Regions from separate parts of the Homo sapiens genome. Here region 2 is linked to region 1. A link is an interaction called in ENCODE POLR2A ChIA-PET data of the cell type or tissue named here. Cell type or tissue: CD4-positive, alpha-beta T cell. All regions are shown on one strand.

The links. Peaks named below come from ENCODE experiments on the same cell type or tissue, not always from the same donor. Only the 100,000 strongest peaks of a DNase experiment are listed, where the experiment ranks them.
Region 2: POLR2A ChIA-PET joins it to region 1 with 7 read pairs; 2 of 35 experiments call an interaction of 5 or more read pairs at or near these places.

Annotation. Positions count from the first base shown.
Region 1 is chr10:17,654,602-17,657,101 of GRCh38, forward strand. The region is part of intron 1 of STAM (signal transducing adaptor molecule); the gene reads left to right. Among named protein-coding and RNA genes, the nearest start is that of STAM, 12 kb to the left of the region's middle. In CD4-positive, alpha-beta T cell, no CTCF peak of the experiment used is centred here; a DNase peak (open chromatin) is centred at 1,180; H3K4me3 peaks cover 1,107 bases.
Region 2 is chr10:17,855,706-17,858,205 of GRCh38, forward strand. MRC1 (mannose receptor C-type 1) reads left to right here. Exons shown (of 30, transcript NM_002438.4): 9 at 537-647. Among named protein-coding and RNA genes, the nearest start is that of MIR511, 12 kb to the left of the region's middle. In CD4-positive, alpha-beta T cell, no CTCF peak of the experiment used is centred here; no DNase peak of the experiment used is centred here.

The sequences.
Region 1 (2,500 bases):
TTTTTTTGAGCACTTAGACTGAGAGCATGGTTATTGAAATAATTCCCCAAAGTAAACCTTATTATTTTCAAGGGATTTACAATATATTACCAAAACTTGAGCAATGATAGGTAAATTTGAGCTAGTTCTCCTCTTTTCCCTCTTCCAAACTGCTTTTACATATTGGTGATAGATTAATATTTTTCAAAAAAGTCTAGGTCTTGTTGTTTTATTTCCTTATTTGGAACTCTTGGCATTCTGATGTTTCTTGAAGCAGTGCAAACACCTGAGATAGTATTTTAGGTCTTAATGTTGTTCTCTTATTATTCCAAATTTTCACAAAGTAGTCTGTATTTCAGCCAGCCTAGATTCTTCATTATACTTCTTTTCTGTTTTGATGACTTTACTTTTTACTTTATTCACTTAATTAGAAACAGATTAATTCATTATTCTGTCCTCTTCTTATTTTCTAAATACATCGGGAAGCCCTTCCTGATTCTCCTCTTCTCTCTCTCCAGGATCTTTACCTGTCTTTCAATTTGCTTTGGGCTTTGCATTATTTGAAACCCTTTCAATCTTAAATCTAAGTCTATCTGCTGGTTTCATTTCCTTTCTTAGATTGTAAGCTACTTCTGGTAGGGTATGGCGTGGACTAGAAGGCTATTCCATTTTGCTGAATATGTGTTCAAATTTTATAATTGCCTGCAAGTAAATCGCTTTATTGAGATCATGAATTGTTTGGATCTTTGTATTAATTCTTATGCAAGGAATTAATCTGTGTGAATAACCTGCTTTTGCTATCTTCTATGTTAGAAGATTTTAGGGTAGCTAGGTAGGTACCCTACCTAACCAATACCTATTGGTTATTATCCACTTGGTCTTTACTAGATGCTTATTTTAGTTGTCCGGTGGTAGTGACTAACTAGCAGGTGATGCTGTGATATATAGCAGGTATTATACACCTGTAAAATATTTGGTCAGAGTTGACTGCTTTTTATTTTCTGCGATTAAACTCACTTGACGTACTTCTGCTCTCAGTAGTAGGTCAAAATGAGGAAATAAGTGTACTCTGTTGATCTAGGCAACAGGGCATGGAGGAGAGTATGGAAACAAGAATTTCATTATCACTTGGTCAAGACCAACCATTACAGATAAGAATCTTGGTATGAGTCATTTCCACTGTCCCCCCAACCCATCTGTGTTTAAAAAATGGAGACTGCTATTGAAGATCTTGGTGATGTTATCTTTCAGCATATCTGCTCTTTGAATTGCAGTGTTCCAGTCAAGACTGGTTACCCTCTGCTTCTGTACAGCTGTTGTTTTGAAATATAATGATTTTTTTAAAGTTTTTTTTCCTCCTACGTGTGTATTCTTTTTCTCTTAAGTTGCTTTTTTCTTTTTCTTTTTTTGGTCTTTTTCTTTATCTTCCACATTAGAAGGTAGTTTCCTCACGCCTGCAATCCCAGCACTTTGGGAGGCCAAGGTGGGTGAGTCACCAGGTCAGGAGATTGAGACCATCCTGGCTAACACAGTGAAACCCGTCTCTACTAAAAATACAAAAAAATTAGCTGGACGTTGTGGCATGTGCCTGTAGTCCCAGCTACTCAGGAGGCTGAGGCAGGAGAATTGCTTGGACCTGGGAGGTGGAGGTTGCAGTGAGCCGAGATCGCACCACTGCACTCCAGCCTGGGTGACAGAGCGAGACTCCGTCTTAAAAAAAAAAAAAAAAAAAAAGATAGTTTCAGATAGCTTGCTTGTTTGCCCATGGCTAATACTGGAGAAATCAAAAGCACATTGGAAGTTCTGATCATGTGGTTAGGTCTCATTGACTTTTAACTTCACTGTAGGTTGGTCTGGTGGGCCATTGACTATGGAATTCTGCCTCTCCACTCCTCCCCCTGCAATATTACTGTCTTTAGGTCTTTCCTCTTGGGCTGACATAGAGCCCCCAGAAAAGAGTCTTCTGATTTCTTGGAGGGTAACGGTACAAATGTTGAATCAGCCTTGCATACCTGGGATGAATCTTAATTGGTCATGGCATATGTAATTCTTTTTATACATTGTTGGATTCAGTTTGCTGATGTTTTTGTAATCGGTGGAAGGTATCTGAGTTACTGGCAGTGAGTCTGTATGGGTCTGCACCAATCTCAGTTCTTGCCTCCTCAGAAGAAAGAATTCATCTAAGGGGCGTAAGGCAGAAAAAGAGATGAAGCAAGTTTCAGAGCAGGAGTGGAAGTTTATTAAAAAGCTTTACAGCAGGAAAGAAAGGAAAGTGCCCTTGGAAGAAATCCAAGTGGGTGACTTGAAGAGTAAGTGCGGTTTTTAACTTTGATCCCAGGACTCTATAGGTTGGCCCCTTTCCTGTGATTCTTCCCTTAGAGTGGGCGGCCCACATGCGCAGTGCCCTCCTTATACTTGGGAGGTGAGCATGCACAGTGTGTTTAGAAAGTTGTATGCATGCCCATCGGAGGCTTTTTTCCCTTTTCTGGTGGAGTGCCCCAGGAAGGTCGTATACTGCCAT
Region 2 (2,500 bases), 200 kb after region 1:
ATCATATTGCGGCTCCAATCACTTTTTACATGTTTGTAGCTAGAGTCAAAATTACTGTTTACATATGAACATGTCAATTACCTTTCCTTTCAGTAGATGCCGTTTTCTCTCAATAACCTTGGATCTTAATTTTCCTCCTCTGAGGCACAGTTACAAGAAAATAACATCAAAGTCCAAAATTGGCCGGGCGCAGTGGCTCATGCCTGTAATCCCAGCACTTTGGGAGGCCAAGGTGGGTGGATCGCCTGAGGTCAGGAGTTCAAGACCAGCCTGGCCAACATGGTGAAACCCCATCTCTACTAAAAATACAAAAAATTAGCAGAGCTTGGTGGTGGGTTCCTGTAATCCTAGCTACTAGGGGGGCTGAGGCAGGAGAATCACTTGAACCTGGGAGGCAGAGGTTGCCATGAGCCAAGATCGCGCCACTGCACTCCAGCCTGGGGGACAGAGTGAGACACTGTCTCAAAAAAAAAAAAAAAAAAAAGGTCCCCAAACTGATAATCCTTTATTTTTTTCTCTCTCTCTGCTCCCTGCAGGATGGGTACTGGGCAGATCGGGGCTGTGAGTGGCCTCTTGGCTACATCTGCAAGATGAAATCACGAAGCCAAGGTCCAGAAATAGTGGAAGTCGAAAAAGGCTGCAGGAAAGTGAGTGCACCATGCCCACAGTGACTTAAGCTGAGCACGTATGAGTTGATACCGTTGGCTTTATTTTTATGTGTGAAAGTGCCTTGTTATTGCAGTAGCCAAGGGTTTCTGCTGTCTCAGTCTTCAATAGTTTATTGTTAGTGTTGATCTCACTGTTCTCCTTAAAGTTTTCTTGGGGAATTCTCTATAGTTAATACAGAGGTACACAAGGCCGGTAGCTCCTTTCAGAATGTCATGGGAATTGGAAGAGAGAGAACAGGAACTAAAAATGGCACATCAGAGGGAATCTGGCTAAGTTGAGGGCAGGCCACGGGAGAAGGTGTCATCCACCTTCTATAGTAGAAGGTGACAGTCTACTATAGTCTGTCATCCTATGGGTTGTTAAGAACATTTGCAGTAGATACCCCCAAGTTGCTGATAGCAAATGATCCTTAGTCATTTTTTTCCCATTTATAATCTTTCTGATGAGGCATCTCCTGGAGAGGATTCTTCTCAGTAGGTCACCGCAGTCGGGAGGTAGGAAATCCAGCCTCCAACTGGTACCCACGGTAACTCAGTGGTCCCTGTGAAATAGTTTTTTAAAGCACACAGAAGCTATGAAAACACAGGGTTTATGGTTATCATTTTCCTGTTTGATTGCTACATCTTCTTTTCTACTTTCTCATTTTCTTTGAATAAAAATGAAGTAGAAACTATTTTTTTCCCTAAGAGTATTATGTTGTGGTCACATAATCTTATAACACGTACCAGAAAGCTGATAATTTGGTACTATAAAAATAAACCATAAAGAAATAGAGCAGATAATGGAAAATCATAGCATGGAAGAGTCACAAAGGACCTGGGTGATTTCACAGTTCCTCTTCTAAGTTTTGAATTCTGGAAACTTCAGTTCAGAGAAGCAACGTAGCTTTCTGATAGAAACAGAGGCAAGGGTAGAACCCAGGTCTCCTGTCCCTAAACAACTATCCTTTGTTTCAGTTCCAGCATACGTTCATATTCTTTGCCTGATCATATGTTTACACAAGCTTGTATATTACTGTCATTTTCTAAAATAACAAACCTTACATTTTTATTGCTTTTAATCAATCTGTTTTATTTTTTTCTATTTTCCTACACATCTAAAATCTTGATAATAATCCTGTTTAATCATTAGGATGATAATAAAAATAAAATAATAGCAGTCCCTTATGAAGTACAATTATTGCATTCTAATAGATTTACAGGGTGAATATTATAGTCCTGATTAAAAAGAAGAGGAAACTGAAACACAAAGAGTTTAAACAACTTGACCACTTTAAAAACACCTGTTTGAGGCAGTGCTTTCCTTACCGGGCTGGGAAGACTAGGAAAGAAAAAATCCACTCATCAACAAAGGAAGATAATAATGCAATTTTTTTCTGCCTGGGCTTTGGCATACAGTGGTGTTGAGGGGTCTTTCTAAGAATTCAGAAATCACAGGCTTGTTGTTGTTGCACAGACCTGGGATTTAATTTTCAATTCAATGCTATCAGTGTGGGAAACCCTAAACCAAGAAATCAACCTAAAGTGGCCACAGGTTTCTAATAGTCCAGGATTCCTGACATATATAAATGTAAATCCTCATTATAAAGAAGTCTCATTATTCAAGCTGTGGCAACCCCACAGGTGAGACTGAAACCCCAAATTATAAGATATACCACCAGGATCTTCATATGGGGAAAATTTATAGATATGACATTAAAATAAAATGTGTTTTAAAATGTTTACAGAAAAAGACAGAAATGAAACCATTCATCAGCCACCAAATTGTCTGAGAATGTCTTAAATTCATCCTCACCCTGAATAATAGTTTAGCTAGGTCAGTTTAGAATTCT